Linked DNA regions of Homo sapiens: region 1 is linked to region 2. A link is an interaction called in ENCODE POLR2A ChIA-PET data of the cell type or tissue named here. Cell type or tissue: PC-9. All regions are shown on one strand. Links, peaks and the distances in the headings refer to the core of each region. The heading gives the core; the rest is flanking DNA.

Region 1 (8,330 bases), core at 183-8,182, 92 kb after region 2:
GGCAATTAAAAAAATACTAGCTTTACTGAGATATAATTCACATACAGTAAAATTCACCCATTTAAAAAGTATACAGTTCAAGGTTAGGCACGGTAGCTCATGCCTGTAATCCCAGCACTTTGGGAGGCTGAGGCAGGTGGATCACCTGAGGTCAGGAGCTTGAGACCAACCTGGCCAACATCGTGAAACCCCATCTCTACTAAAAATACAAAAATTAACCGGGTGTGGTGGTGTGTGCCTGTAATCGTAGCTACTTGGGAGGTGGAGACAGGAGAATTTCTTGAACCGGGTGGGGGAAGTTGCAGTGGGCTGAGATTGTGCCACTGCACTCCAGCCTGGGCAACAGAGTGAGACTCTGTGTCAAAAAAAAAAAAAAAAAAAAGGTTCCATTCAAGATGTCAAGCCCCACGGGACTGAGGGTAACATGAGGGTAACAGACAGGTGATGTTAAATTCCATTTGGGCTCATGTTCACCCCCAGGCCCCTTATTTTCTTTCAAACACATGGAATGGGCATTTAGAACTAGGAAGATCATGAATCTGGTGGCTGTGTAGATGCCATACCAGGTATGGACCACAGGCTTGGAGCGCAGCAGCATACAGGGGTCAGAGGTCAAGGCCAGTGGTCTATCAGAACCCAGTTCCTGCAGGAGCCAGTGCCGGTACTAGGTAGACTCAGATGACTGAATGGTCCTCGGGATCTGAAGGCCAGTGGGGGAGATGAGGCCTGGCCTCCCGGAAGTGCTCAGTAAACATTTGTTAATCATTTCCTGCCTAGGGAAGCTCTGTGGTATGCTCAGGAGAATCTTGCTTCTCATGGGGGAATGGGTGGTTGTCATTTGGGTGGCCTGACTGCCAGCCTGCTTGCTGGCTCTCTGGGAGTTGGGGTGGTGGCATCAACCTGCAGAGGCGGGGCAGTGGGGCAGCTCACGGCTGTGTGGGTAAGTAAGCAGTGAGCACAGTGAGGGAGCTGTTGCCAGGAGCCTCTTGGCTTAGTGAGCCAAGCAGAACCATGTGATGCACCCTGTGGGCGGCCACCTGGGGACTCAGGACATGCACCCAGATCCCTCCTCCCCTACCCACTTCAAAGAAAGTGCTGCCCTCCCAGTGGTGATGAAGACCTTCCGCTGGCCCCAGCCTCTGGGATCTGGCCTTTACTTGGGTATTCATGTGGCCCTGGGGGTTGGCTTTGCTGAAGTTGGGCAGAGCAGGTGGGTTCTGGAATGTGCAGGGGCAACCAGAGTGTCCATCTGTTTGGGTGAAGCCAGCTGTTTAGGTCTGAAGGATCTGTTTGATTTTTAGAAACATGATGTGTTCCAGAGTTAGTAGGTGGTGGTGATGGAGGGTATTGGCGTGAAGAGTGTGGATGCTCTTCGTTCCTTTGCTGTTTTGGGACTATCTCTCTATGGGGTAGTGGCCCCTTTCCTTGTTAGGATCATTTAGAACCCCCTGGGATCATGAGAATGAATGTGGGTCTATCCTTCCTTCTGTGTGAGGAAAAGGGGAGGTATTGTGGTTAAGCAAGTTTGGAGAACTCTGGCCTGAACAAAATCAAACAGATGTCTTTCTTGCAGGACTTAGAAGAAACTTAAATCTGTTGGTAACTCTTTAAGAGGGAAGGGGATATAAAACCCTTGTTTTCCCTAGATTTTTGTTTTACTCTATAGCTGTCTCTTTTTAGAAGCATCTCATGAGACTAATGTTTTTAGGAACCTGCTGTAGGAAATTCATTTATTCAAAAAATATTTGTTGAGCATCTGTTATGTGCTAGTGACTGCTCCAGGTGCTTGGGATACAGCAGTGACCACCTCCAACCAAGATCCCGCTTTCAAGAACTTCCATTCTAGCAGAAGTGATGAACTCATTTTTATGGAGCACCTACTGTGTATTAGGCATGTGAGTTATCACACATTATCTGCTTTACCCCTCACAACAGCCTGGTGAGGTAGATGGACTATTTTATTTTATTTTATTTTATGACAGTGTTTCACTCTTGTTACCCAGGCTGGAGTACAGTGGCGCAATCTCGGCTCACTGCAACCTCCAGCCTCCACCAGGTTCAAGCGATTCTCCTGCCTCAGCCTCTCGAGTAGCTGGGATTACAGGCATGCGCCACCATGCCCGGCTAATTTTTTTGTAGTTTTTAGTACAAATGGGGTTTCACCATGTTGGCTAGGCTGGTCTCGAGCTCCTGACCTCAGGTGATCTGCCTGCCTTGGCCTCCCAAAGTGGTGGGATTACAGGTGTGAGCCACTGTCCCAGGCCAGATGGACCATTTTAAAGATTAGGTAACTGAGCTCTAGGGGTCAAGAGACTTGGCCACTTTGGCAGCTGCATTGTCGTTTTTGGATTATGTCATCAAATTGCAAGGGGAGGTGGTGAAATAAGGAATTTCTGCAACAGAAATTGGAGTCTGCGGTGGGGATGCTGCAGGCCTTAGCTGCTGTATCACTGTGTCCGTTTATGAAGGCCCGATGGAGAAGAGGCTCTGAATCAGGCCGGGAAAGAGGTATTTCTCTGGAACAACTGGTTTGTTTCTGTGTTATGGGCACCGAGAAGCGTGTGGCTCATCATGTTTTCCTTTGGCTTTGGTTACTAAGCACCTGAGAGCTAGATTTGTGGCCCATCTTGACACTTCTGCAGGATGGGACCATATGGCATGCATTTCTATGTGCTGATCTTACCCCAACCTCCCGCCCTCCATCCCGCTTTATTATTTTCTCTATACTCATTTTTGCCTTGCCTGGTTCTCTTGTTTGTTTTATTCTTTTGTGTTATTTGTATTATTCTAAACCACCACATATACTTGGTGGGATGGAGCTGGGTATAGTTAAATTTTAAAAATAATGGTGAGGGCCAGGTGTGGTGGTTTATGCCTGTAATCCCAGCACTTTGGGAGGCTGAGGCAGGTGGATCACTTGAGGTCAGGAGTTCAAGACCAGTGTGGCCAGCATGGTGAAATTAGCCGAGTATGGTAGCGTGCACCTGTAATCCCAGCTACTCGGGAGGCTGAGGCAGGAGAATCCCTTGAACCTGGTGGAGGTCGGAGGTTGCAGTGAGCCAAGATCATGCCACTGCACTCCAGCCTGGGCAACAGAGTGAGACTCTGTCTCAAAAAAAAAAAAAAAAAAAAAAGAAATAATACTAATGATGAGATGACTTGCATAAGATCCCCCAGCTACTCTGTGGGGAAGTCGGGCTCCAAGCCAGCTCTCCTGGCCCCACCCTCTTTCCAACATACTCAGTGCCTTTCTGGATTAGGATCCACTGCAAGGTTCCTTTGCAGTGGGAGCCAGGTCTGTTTGGCTTTTGCAGCCATTGTGTTATGGGTTCCAGTGGAAGCTGGGCTGGCTGGATTGGAGGTGTTGAGGGGCTTGGATTGACCTAAGTGTCACCTGTGGCTCAAGCAAGGCTCTGGACTGTGGATTCCTTCTTGGTGAGGGCTGTTCAGCCTCACCCAGGAGAGAACCCATACCTCTGCTTCTTGCTTGTGAGGCATCAGGTTTCAAGCAGGGGTCAGACCAGATGAGCACTGTTATGTTCTTCACAGCTGCTTCCCACTCGTTATCCTCATAGTAGCCCAGGGTAGAAAAGGAGAGGATGAGTGGGTGGTATTGATGAAGAAACGGAGACCTACAGAGGTGAAATGACTTCACCCACCAGGTGATGGCTGAGTCTGCAACCCAACAAAAAACTCTGGCTTGCTGGCATTTCTCAGGCCAGACAGTTCCAATGTGAACCCACGGTACCTTCTGCGGGAGAAAAGGTGGCATGGGAAGCAGGAAGAGCCTAGGATTTGGGAGTTGGATGCCATGGACTTGAGTCCTGGCCACTACTATGTGCATATGGGGAAGTCACTTTTCTGAGCCTCAGCCGCCTCATCTTTAAAATGTGGGCCCTAATTTCTGCCCTGCCAGCCTCACAGGATGGTCATGAGAAACTGAATGAGAAGATGAACATGGAAGCCTTTTGTCTGGCATTAACCACATGTGCCTGTGTGCTGGGTTCTGTCTGCATTGTGCTAATGATGGTGGTGATGGTATTAATAGTAATAATAGTGAACATTTAAGGAACACTGCCTCCTATAATAGTCACCATGGTAAACTTTACATACATTATCTTAATGAATGCAGAAAACAAGCAGATGAGCAGGGACCGTCTATTATTTTCCCATTTATTTTTGTTTATTTTTAATTTTTTTTTTGTAGAGACAGGGTCTCATGTTGTGGCCCAGGTCTTGAGCTCCTGGGCTCAAGCAATCCTCCCACCTCGGTTCCCCAAAGTGCCAGGATCACAGGTGTGAGTTACCTCACCTGGCTGTATTTTCCCATTTTTACAAGTGGAAACAGGGGGTTCAAAAAAGTTTATGTAATTTGCTTAAGGTTGTAGAGATGTTACATAGTGGAGTCCAGATTTGATCCCAAGTAGGTGACCCTACTGTGGTATCACTGCTATCAGATTGGAAACAGCAGAAGTCTAGGACCTTTTTGGTTTGGTTGATGACATCTGTGCACATCATTCTGGTAGGTAGGGGCCATCTGGGGGCAGGAAGTTGGGTGTGGGTAGGGGTTGGCCCTGGAGAGGCAATAGAAGCTGGGGCTTGGCTGGATAACAAGCCTGGCACACTGAGTTTGTCTCTGAGGTTTAGTTTCTCACCTGTAAGATGATGATATAATAATGTGCCTCATGGGATTAAAGAAAATAAGAGATGCCTAGATACTTATACATTGCTATAAAAATGTCTGTGTTATAAGAGTGACATGGCATTCCACAAAATGCAGTGTAGATGTAAATTAGTTGGAATGGTGACCTCACCCCTGCTAGGTAGCACTGGCTTATGTCCCACCTGAGAGTAGTAGCATCTGAGGGCTAGCCACACTGAACAAGCCACACACCTGACCTCAGCATCCTCTTCTGTGAGGGGAATGCTCTCTGCTCTTCTACCTGCATGCACCGTGTTTGTGGAAGTGCTCTGTGTAGGACAGGGAAAGCACCTTGCAGAGAGCAAGGGCCCACTGGCTGCAGAGAGCCTGGTGGGTGATGGACCAGAGATAAGGGTGAGGGACAGTTTAGAGTGTCACAGTTTCTCATAGAGCTTTGGGCAGTGACACCAGTATTAGTCTCAGGACCATCATTGACTCCTGGTTAGTTTTTCTGTTTTCAAAACACTTTATCAGCTGTAAAGCACTTAAAAATGTAAATTAGTTCCTGCAAAAACAAAATGCACAAAAAATGATGGCTCTGCCAGGCTGGGTTGGGAGATGAATGTGTATGCATGTGTGAATGGATTCATTTCTGATGATAAAAATACTTTATGCTTATTTATGTGAAACTTGGAAAATAGAGGAAAAGTATAAAATTGAAACTAAAAGTCATCCATAATCCTTCTAAGTAGCTTTATCATTTAATGTTTTAGTATATTTCCTTCCTGTTTTTTTTTTTTTCCTTAATTCTGGGTGTATGCAAAGGATTTTGTAACCCTTTACATTCTGGAAACTGTTCAACATGACTTCTTTTTTTTTTCTTTCAACCAATTTGTGGAGAGTCCATTTTGCAAAGCCTTAGCACAGTGCCAAGCACAAGCTACACACCCGGGATGCTGCTGAATGCAGATGAGAGCATGCCAGCTCTGCTGAAGTTGGGGGCTGGGGGCAGTGGATGGCTGTGAGTGGTGTGAAGCCCCGGGCCACAGTGAAGACCCTGGAATGGCTGAGAGACTGGGATTCCAGGAGACCGAGGTTTGAGGGGAGGCTTTTCATTGTTTGATTAGCTCTTTTTTTCTTACCACATGTAAGTCATCATAATACTTAAAAAATTGCTGTAAAAAGCAGCTAATTAAAAATATAAATACAGTCTTTTTGGAGACTAGAAACAGTCACAAGAGAAGCAGTTTCAGTGAGAACCAGATCCTTTGTCAGTGTCAGCGAGGGGGAGGGGCGTCGGGGCCCAGCCAGCAAATCCTTCCCTCCGAACTGGGGGTGCGGAATGTGGCACTCCCTTTAGTTAGACTTGATGAGCTTTGGATTTGAGTAAGTGACAGCCCCTTTTATTTCCTGCTTTGTTCTCTCCCAGGTACCAGTTGACCACAGTTTTCATTCATGCAAATGGAAGCTGACAGCTGCCCAGGGAGGGTTAGATACCTGGGAGGATAGAGCAGAGGCCCTCCTTCTCCCCGACCCCTCGCCTCTGCAGGCTGGTGGGGAGGGGGGCAGGGGAGTCGAGTTACCCTCTCTCCACGCTTTCTTCTTGTGTATGTGTGCGTGTACGTGCGTGTGTGTGTTGTGTGTGTGTGTCTTGGGGGATGGAGAACCCCTCTCAGGAGGGCCTGTGGAAAGGCTGGGGTAAGTGGAGTGAGCCCGTGGGTCCTGCCCTTCCAGGCTGCCAAGAGTTTAAGTTGCTGCCTCCCGGTCTCTGTGCCCTTTTCCTGCCTGTGGAAGGCCCTCTCTCTGTTTAGGAACGTGGATGTGGCAGGGGCTGGGCGGGCACTTGGCCTTTATAACAACAGAAGAGGATTTTCAGTGACGAGGAAGCATCCCGCCCTTCTGGTTCCCTGTCTTCCACCTGGCCCCACTGCGACAGCCTCTCCAGGCCTCTGACTTCACTAGAATCTGCCCCTCCACCCCACCTTCCCCCGAACCCCACCTCCTTTCTCTGAGCCTGAGAGGAGTTAATTGTGTTAGAGTGCACTGAGAAACCTCCAGGAAGGGGCCCTAGTCCCTGTGTTGCCTGTTCAGCAATCACATTTGCTCACGTCTAGAAAGTACAATATAATGACTCAGGTTAAGGGGTGAAAAAATGTGGTGGACATTTTGCCAGGGTACTGTGTTAACTGTTCCAAGGTATCACCCTGTGTGAGACTCAGGAACATTCAGTGTTTTGGTTTCCCCCCTATTGTACTGAATGCCGGCAGCTTTCCCCTTCTAATTATTTATCTTAATAATTTGAGGAAAGTTGATTTGCTTTTTAAAAACTGGCATCCAAGCGTACCCTATCGCACTGCACACAGCTGAGAGATTAAGGCAGTTCTTTAGAATTCCTAGTCCGTGTTGTGTACACAGCGATAGGCTGGGGTAGTGGTTCTGGGTGCAACTGGGGACAGGCGAGGAACCATAAATTTGGCAGGAAAGATTTGTGTTGGTACCCTGTTATATTTGCTTTGCATCACATATTGTTTAAAAAGAGCGATATTTTCGTTAAAGGAAAAGGAACTGTGTATTTGAGATAAGAAGTAGAATAAAATGAAATGAATAGTTGGGTTTCGTCCTGTGGCCTTCAAAATGGCGTTATTTCTGAGATCCCTGTTTCTATGCTGTTCCAGTATTTATACGGAACTTATAAAATACAAAGTATAGGCATGTCCCGAGATCCTGGCGAGGCTGTAATTTATAGTGTTGTTCTTTTTCTTTTGTTTTACAGAGCTGAGTTTGGTGAAACTTCAGGAGGTTTTAGCTAGTGGCGATCCAAAGACATTAAATATTGCTTTGTGGGTACGTCTCCACCTTGCGTCTTACTTGGTGACTGTTCAGTGGTAGGCAAATGTCAGAACCCAGTATGCAAATGTGGAAGTGGACAGATTTGAGTCAGTTATCTCAGCTGGTGTTATGAAATACGGAAATTTTTGGCGTTGGTGGTGGAGGGCGTTGGCATAGGAGGCGTGAATGCTCTTTGTTTCTTGCTGTTATGGGAGTATCTCTTGATTGCCCCATCATCTTGTTTGGTGTGGCCCCGTTTCCTTCTAGAAGTTGAGTTCCCTGGGCTTGTGAGAACCCTTGTACATCTGCCTCCATTAAACTCACATTTGGAGATCTCGTAAATGAACGCAGTGCAGTCCGGGGGCAGAGTGAAGGCTCAGACTGCAGCCGGACATGGCTCAGTTACCCTAGGTGGGTTAGCAGCTGAGCAGGTACTGGTCTCAAAACCCTCTGAAGCGAAGCTGCCTGTCGATTCCACAGTTGCCAGCTTCCAGCATGGAGCTTCTGGAAGTATCACGGACTGAGTTGGGTCCCAATGCTGGATGTCCCTACTCTTCCTCCTGCCCCTCCCACGTTTGGATGGGCAAATGCACTAAGAACAGCCCGTGGGCAAGTGAATGAAACCAAAAAGCAGCAAGGGATTTGGACAGTCCACCTCAGAGTATCTGACTTTATTTTGAGGGGCATGTGTCAGAGTTGGGTGAAGAAAGAGATTCTCAGATGGAGATAGAGAAAGATCCCCAAAAGGGCAGGCTGGCTACCAGTGATTTATTTTTATTTTTCTTACTTTTTTAAGAGAATGCAGGGCATTTTACTCTTCTGTGGTAGGAGAGTAGACTGGCCACAGCCCAGCCCAGAA
Region 2 (8,330 bases), core at 146-8,145:
CTCGCTCTGTCGCCCAGTCTGGAGTGCAGTGACGCGATCTCAGCTCACTGCAACCTCTGCCTCCTGGGTTCAAGCAATTCTTCTGCCTCAGCCTCCTGAGTAGCTGGGATTATAGGTGCATGCCACCATGCCAGGCTAATTTTTGTATTTTTAGCAGAGACAGGGTTTCATCATGTTGGCCAGGATGGTCTCGATGTCCTGACCTCGTGATCCATCTGCCTCGGCCTCCCAAAGTGCTGAGATTACAGGCATGAGCCACCACGCCCGGCCTGCCACTGGCCTTTGTCCATTTCATGAAGAGGCCACATTCCTGCACATGCCAACATCCCACAGTGCTTTCCGCTACTGGGTCTGCTCTTCCTCCTTTTTGCACATAGCTGCTTCTACTTATCTTTTAGATCTCAGCTGAAAAAGCTCAGGTTATCAGAGTCCTTCCCCAATCATACTAGCCAAGTAGTTCTCCTGCCCTTCCCCACCTCTGTCCAGGTACTCTCTTTTGGCAGTCTTTGTTTTCTTCATAACCCTTACCACAATTCATATTTATCATTGTGTTCATTTAGTTGCTTATTGCCTAGCTCCACTAAGTGCTCAATAAATATCTCTCTTTTTTTTTTTCTTTTTGGCTGGGTGTGGTGGCTCACACCTGTAATCCCAGCACTTTGGGAGGCTGAGGCAGGGGGATCACTTGAGGCCAGGAGAAGTCAGGAGTTTGAGACCAGCCTGGGTGACATAGCAAGACCTCATCTCTACTAAAGATATAGATATAGATATATATAGATATATATCTATATCTGTATATATATACACATACACACACACACACACACACACATATATATATATTTTTTTAGAGACAGGGTCTCACTCTATCACCCAGGCTGGAGTGCAGTGTTATAATCACAGCTTGCTGTAGCCTCGACCTCCTAGGCTCAAGTGATCCTCCTACCTCTGCCTCCTGAGTAGCTGGGACCCCAGGTGTGCACTACCATGCCTGGCTAATTTTTTTTTTTTTTTACACAGAGCCTTGCTCTGTCACCCAGGCTGGAGTGCAGTGGCACGGCCTTGGCTTACTGCAACCTCCACCTCCCAGGCTCAAGCAATTCTTCTGCCTCAGCCTCCCAAGTAGCTGGCACCTGCCACTGCCACTGCACCTGGCTAATTTTTGTATTTTTATTAGAGACAGGGTTTCACCATGTTGGCCAGGCTGGTCTCAAACTCCTGACCTCAGGTGATCTGCCTGCCTCGGCCTCCCAAAGTGCTGGGATTACAGATGTGAGCCACTGCGCCCGGCCTTTTTTTTTTGTAGAGATGGAGTCTGTAAATATTTATTGAATGACAGAGCAAACAACAAAAATTAAAGACTCTGCTTCTGTGTCTTCTTTGGAAGATTTTCCTCAAAGATGCTACACTGTGAACCACTAATTCTGAGCACCCCATGGGACCAGGAATAAAGAGAGATGCTGGCACAAGAAATGGTAACTGGCCTACCTCCCTTCTCTAGCCCTAAGAGTACCCACCCAGTGCTGAAGGGGCTTGTGATGCCTTCTCTCCCTTCTCTCTGCAGTGGGATAAAGTGCCTGGCTGTATATCAAGTTAGTAGGCTGGCCTATCTCCCTCTGTTGCCCAGGCTGCAGTGTAGTAGCATGATCTCTGCTCGCTGCAGTCTTGACCTCTCAGGTTCAAGTGATCCTCCTGCCTCAGCATCCCCAAGTAGCTGGGACTACAGGCATGCACCACCATGCCAGGTTAGGTTTTTTTTTTAAATTTTTTGTAGACATGAGGTTTCACCATGTTGCCCAGGCTGGTCTCAAACTCCTGGGCTCAAGCGATTCGCCTGCCATGGCCTCCCAAACTGCTAGGATTATAGGCGTGAGCTACTGAGCCCAGACTCCCTGTCTGCTCTGTTGACCCTGACCGTGGCCTTCCCTCCCACACATCCACAGGTGCAAGTGCCTGGATCCTCAAGCCCTTCTGAAATGGCTTTCAGGCTGGGTGCAGTGGCTTGTGCCTGTAATCATAGCTACTTCAGGAGGCTGAGGTGGGAGGATCACTTGAGCCCAGGAGTTTGAGGCTGTAGTGAGCCGTGATCATGCCACTGCACTCCAGCCTGGGCAAGAGAGAGAGAGAGAGAGAGAGAGAGAGAAAGAGACCTTGTCTCTAATAATAAATAAATGAATAAATAAATAAATAAATACATAAAATGGCTTTTAGGAAAGGATCCCATACATTTTGGCACACTGGTGAATAAGAACAGGCTGTATATGCCGGGTGCGGTGGCTCACGCCTGTACTCCCAGCACTTTGCGAGGCTGAGGCAGGTGGATCACTTGAGGTCAGGGGTTTGAGAGCAGCCTGGCCAACATGGTGAAACCCCATCTCTACTAAAAACACAAAAATTAGCCAGGTGTGGTGGACACCTGTGGTCCTAGCTACTCAGTAGGCTGAGGTGGGAGAATCCCTTGAACCCAGGAGGCAGAGTTTGCAATGAGTCGAGATCGCACCACTGTACTCCAGCCTGGGTGATAGGTCAAGACTCTGTCTCAAAAAAAAAAAAAAAAAAAGAAAAGAAAAGAAAAACAATGGACTCAATATGTTTCATAACAAACTAAAATAATAAGCTAGGATACTTGAGGTGACAAAGGAGTTTTGTGACACTTCCTACAGGACTGACTATGTAACTTACAGGGCCTGGAACAAAATGAAAATATAGATCCCGTGTTGGAAAATTATTAAAAATTTCAAGACAGTGTCAGCAGAGCATTCAGCCACGTGCAAGGGCACCTCTAAACTGAGATTGCACACCCATGACACTGGCCCTGCTTGCTGCCTTTGGAGGCAGGCCAGGAGACTCATTTAGATTTTCTGGGCTGGCCCTGCTCTCTCTGTGGACACTGCAACTTCCCAGAGATCCTTTTCCTGCCAGTTCAAGAATGATACTTGTTCCACACACAACTCTCTGCAGCCAGGATAGACCAGGCATACAAGAGGCTGCTGCCACTTCTTTTTTTTTTTTTTTTATTTGAGATGGAGTCTCGGTCACCCGGACTGGAGTACAGTGGCATGATCTGGGCTCACTGCAGCCTCCATCTCCTGGGTTCAAGCTATTCTCCTGCCTCAGCCTCCTGAGTAGCTGGGATTACAAGTACCTGCCACTATGCCCGGCTAATTTTTGTACTTTTAGTAGACATGGGGATTCACCATGTTGGCCAGGCTGGTCTTGAACTCCTGACCTCAGGTGATTCACCCGCCTCGGCCTCCCAACGTGCTGGGATTACAGGCATGAGCCACCGTGCCTGGCCTGCTACCACTTCTTGACCAAAAATTTCCCTCAGACTCAATGGTTTATAGCTGTCAGCTGACTCAGAGCAGAGCCGTTTATTTTCTTTTATCTAGAAGCTTAGGGAAGCAGGAAAGTTGTTTTTGTAAGACTCCCTAGAAGGTAAACATGATGACATTTTTTTCATTCTGTTTACAGGACATATTGGCATGAAGGGAATTTCTGTTGCCACCACATGCTGCTGTTTACCTGTCCTTCACACACCTCCAGCCAGCCAGTGGGACAGCTGCTGCAGTAGCCCAGTCTTCCAGAACTTGACCTTTTTTTAGGGGAGGGGAGCGGCGTGGAGAGGGAGAGTGTGGGCAGGCCCAGGCGGGTGACTCTGAATAAGAGTGGGAGGGGACAGTAGCTTGTTTCCTGAAAGCCACCAAAGGAAACTCTGAACTTCATTCACCAAATTTTTCAATCAATATATATTTATTTAAAAAAATTGTGACTAGAGGCTGGGTGCAGTGACTCACACCTGTAATCCCAGCACTTTGGGAGGCCGAGGCAGGTGGATCACGAGGTCAGGAGATCAAGACCATCCTGGCCAACATGGGGAAACCGCATTTCTACTAAAAAGACAAAAATTAGCTGGGTGTGGTGGCGTGCACCTGTAGTCCCAGCTACTCAAGAGGCTGAGGCAGGAGAAACGCTTGAACCCAGGAGACGGAGGTTGCAGTGAGCTGAAATCATGCCACTGCACTCCAGCCTGGGGCACAGAGTGAGACTCCGTCTCAAAAAAAAAATTGTGTATTTTTTAATCGATTTTATTTTTGAATAGGTACTGTATTGTTGTGGTTTAAAACTCAAAAGTTACAAAAAGGCTTATTGTGGAAAATCTATTTATTTATTTGAATTGACACATAATAATTGTACATATTTGTGGGGTACATAGTGATGTTTCGATATATACAGTGTAGGCCAGGAGCAGTGGCTCACGCCTGTAATCCCAGCATTTTGGGAAGCTGAGGCGGGAGGATCACTTGAGTCCAGGAGTTCGAGACCAGCCTGGGCAACATGGCGAAACCCTGTCTCTACAAAAAAATACAAAAAAATTAGCCAAGCATGGTGGTGTACACCTGTAGTCCCAGATACTTGGGAGGCTGAGGTGAGAAGATCACTTGAGCCCAGGAGGTCAAGGCTGCAGTGAGCTGTGACTGTGCCTATAGAAGAAAAAAAAAATAGCGTGTAATCTCAGCACTCTGGGAGGCCAAAGCAGGGGGATCACTTGAGGCCAAGAGTTCAAGACCAGCCTGGCCAACAAAGCGAAACCTTCTCTCTACTAAAAATACAAAAATTAGCCGGGCATGGTGGCACTCACCTGTAGTCCCAGTTACTCGGGAGGCTAAGGCACAAAAATGGCTTGAACCTGGGAAGCGGAGGCTGCAGTGAGCTGAGATGGCGCCACGGCACTCCAGCCTGGGTGACAGAGTGAGACTCTGTCTCAAGAAATAATAATAATAATAAAATAATAAAAAAATTCATTGTATAGTGATCAGGTAATTAGTATATCTAACATCTTAAACACTTATCATTTCTTCATCTTGGGAACATTCAATATCCTCTCTTCTAGCTATTTGAAACTATATACGATTGTTAACTCTAGTCATCCTACAGTGGTATAAAACACTAGAACTTGTTCCTTCTGTCTATCTAACTGTACTTTTGTATCATTTAACAAATCCCTCCCTATACCCCCATTCCTCCTACTCTTATGATGAAAAATCTTTCCTACTTCCAAGTTATCCAGTTACCCTACCCTGTAGGCAGTCATCATAACTCATTTTTTTTTCCCATTTTTGTGGAGATTGGTCCTCACTATGTTGCCCAGGCTGGTCTTGAACTCCTGGGCTCAAGCAATCCTCTTGCTTCAGCTTCCCAAGGTGCTGGGATTATAGGCATGAGATGCTGCATGGTCATAACTAGGTTTTTTTGTTTGTTTGTTTGTTTCTTGTTTTTTGAGACGGAGTCTCGCTTTGTCGCCCAGGTTGGAGTGCAGCAGCTCGATCTCGGCTCACTGCAACCTCCGCCTCCTGGGTTCAAGGGATTCTCCTGCCTCAGCCTCCCGAGTAGCTGGGACTACAGGCACCCGCCACCATGCCCAGCTAGTTTTTGTATTTTTAGTAGAGACGGGGTTTCACCATATTGGCCAGGCTGGTCTCAAACTCCTGACTTTGTGATCCGCCTGCCTCGGCCTCCCAAAGTGCTGGTATTACAGGTGTGAGCCACCATGCCCGGCCGTCATAACTAATTTTTTGTATCCCTTTTTTTGTTTGCACAAACAAGCAAATATGTATACATCTTCCCCCTTCTTTCACCAGCGATAGCCTACCTTAACACTTGTTGTTTTCACTTAACAATATATCCAGGAAATCTTTCTCTATATTAGTTCACAAAGAGCTTCCGTGTTATTTTATATAGGTGTGCTTACTATCCTCATTGCATAACTGTATTGTAATTTATTTAACCAAGTGGACATTTAGGTTCTTCCAGTCTTTCATTATTATAAACAATGGTGTAATATATAACTTTGATGATTGAGGTTCAGAGCTTCTCTCGGTTCCTTTAAGAAAAGTGTAAGTCAGATTCACCCTCACATTCTCATTCACAGTCACTCTGAATCAAAGGGCGTGTGCATGTGTGCGTTTGAGAGATTCTACCATTCAGCCCTCTATGGATTTCAAAAAGTATCCATGGAGTGCCCGTTGGTGTTGACACTGTTGGAAAACACTGGAGAGAACAGCAGTGATACAAGGGACCCTGCTCTTATGGGGATGCAGTCTGGTTGGCGGCCTGGGAAGGAGACCAACAATCAAGAACCCAAATGAATGAACGAGAGAATTTCAGATAGTGATAAATGTGAAAAAAAAATCGTGAGACCAGGTGCCTGTAATTCCAACACTTTGGGAGGCTGAGGCGGGAGGATTGCTTGAGCCCAGGAGTTCAAGACCAGCCTGGACAACATAGGGAAACCCCCATATCTACCAAAAAGGAAATTAATTGGGTGTGGTGGTGTATGCCTGTGGTCCCAGCTACTTGGGAGGCTAAGGTGGGAGGATCACTGGAGCCCAGGAGTTCAAGATGACAGTGAGCTATGATCGTGCCACTATACTCTAGCTTGGGTAACAGAATGAGACTCTGTCTCCAAAAATAAAGATAAAAAATAAAAAATAAATCACCTCCCAAGTCACCTAGGTGATTGATGTATGCAGCTTGTGGAGAGCCCTGCTTAGATGGGATCCAGGACAGCTTCTGGATAACTGAGCTATGCTTGGGGAAATGGTTCCAGAGAGGTGAAAATAAACCCAGCCCTTTGGATTTATGTAACTTGTAAAGCTCTTTTAGACATTCTCCATTTGGCCAGGTGTGGAGGCTCACGCCTGTCATCCAAGCTACTCGGGAGGCTGAGGCAGGAGAATCACTTGAAGCCGGGAGGCGGAGGTTGCAGTGAGCCGAGACCGCACCACTGCACTCCAGCCTGGCAACAGAGCAAGACGGTCTCAAAAAAAAAAAAAAAAAAAAAAAAAAAAAAAAAAAAAAAAAAGGCTGGGCACAGTGGCTCACGCCTGTAATCCCAGCACTTTGGGAGACTGAGACGGGCAGATCACCTGAGGTCAGGAGTTGAAGACCAGCCTGACCAATATGGTGAAACCCTGTCTCTAATAAAAATACAAAAATTAGCCAGGCATGGTGGTGTGCGCCTGTAGTCCCAGCTACTTGGGAGGCTAAGGCAGGAGAATTGCTTGAACCCAGGAGGCAGAGATTGCAGTGAGCCAAGTTTGCGCCACTGCACTCCAGCCTGGGTGACAGAGTTAGACTCTGTCTCAAAAAATTTAAAAATAAATAAATAAAAACAAAAACCTTGAATGATCAGTCCAGAATCAGAACTGATGAGACAGATGCTGGCTGCTGTGCCCAGTGAATGCATCTCTTCCACTCCTGCCTCTATACATGTTTTTCTGTCGTCCTTTCCATTTGCATGACAGGCAGTTCCTTATTGTTTCTGCCTTTTAAAATCCTTCCTATTCTTCAAGTCCCAGTTCAAATCCTCCTTGTCCATGAAATTTCCCCTCCTTACGCCTGGCCTAAATACGTAGGATCCCGGAAGTCATCGTCTTTTTTCCTTACAAGGTAGGCTTGTTTGGGGGCAGAAGCCTTGACACACATACCCACTTCTGTTTCTCCCCCAGAGCCTGCACAATTGAGCCTTTTCCATAACAGGCGCACAACACACATGTGCTGGCTGCAGAGTAAAAGTGTTGGCCCTGACTTGTAAGGTGACACTGTCGGTAAATGTGAGCTGGTGATGCTTAGGGGAGGGCGATTAGCACATTGTTGTTGCTTGGAGTTGTTCAAGCAGCTCTATTTCCCATCCAAGTCAGCACTCTCTTGTTTTCTATTTTGGGTCCTATTTCGCCAGAATGCTTAAACAAAGGGGAAATCATCAAAAACCACAGTAGAGACTGATGGGGTGGAGGAAAAGGCAGAAATAAGCAGGTGTTTTACCATTTGTAAAGTGGGGATAATATGTGTGCCCACCTCATGAGGAGGTTATAAGGAATGAGGGATCATGCATATAAATTGCTTAACCCCGTACTTGGAACTATTATAATAATTATAAATATCAACAACTGCCTATTTATATCACTCTCATTCTCCTATTGCCTAATGTTCTCTCAAGTATTCTGAACCCTATTTTCCCCTAATCAAACAGCCAAGACCAATTGGATAGAACTTTTTTTGATGATTGAAATACTCTGCTGGACGGCTGGGTGAGGTGGCTCATGCCTGTAATCCCAGCACTTTGGGAGGCCGAGGCGGGCGGATCATGAGATCAGGAGATCGAGACCATCCTGGCTAACACGGTGAAACCCGTCTCTACTAAAAAAAAATACAAAAAATTAGCCGGGTGTGGTGGCAGGTGCCTGTAGTCCCAGCTGCTTGGGAGGCTGAGGCAGGAGAATGGCGTGACCCAGGGAGGCGGAGGTTGCAGTGAGCCGAGATCACGC

What was found. ChIA-PET counts read pairs that join two places held together with the same protein. Peaks named below come from ENCODE experiments on the same cell type or tissue, not always from the same donor. Only the 100,000 strongest peaks of a DNase experiment are listed, where the experiment ranks them.
Region 1: POLR2A ChIA-PET joins it to region 2 with 10 read pairs; 9 of 35 experiments call an interaction of 5 or more read pairs at or near these places.

Annotation. Positions count from the first base shown.
Region 1 is chr11:48,012,742-48,021,071 of GRCh38, forward strand. All of the region lies in intron 1 of PTPRJ (protein tyrosine phosphatase receptor type J), which reads left to right. Among named protein-coding and RNA genes, the nearest start is that of PTPRJ, 36 kb to the left of the region's middle. RefSeq lists enhancers at 1,081-1,290, 7,765-7,824 and a silencer at 6,635-6,684. In PC-9, for the core only: no CTCF peak of the experiment used is centred there; a DNase peak (open chromatin) is centred at 859; H3K27ac peaks cover 1,211 bases.
Region 2 is chr11:47,920,994-47,929,323 of GRCh38, forward strand. No RefSeq gene overlaps it. Among named protein-coding and RNA genes, the nearest start is that of PTPRJ, 55 kb to the right of the region's middle. In PC-9, for the core only: no CTCF peak of the experiment used is centred there; a DNase peak (open chromatin) is centred at 3,458; H3K27ac peaks cover 1,988 bases.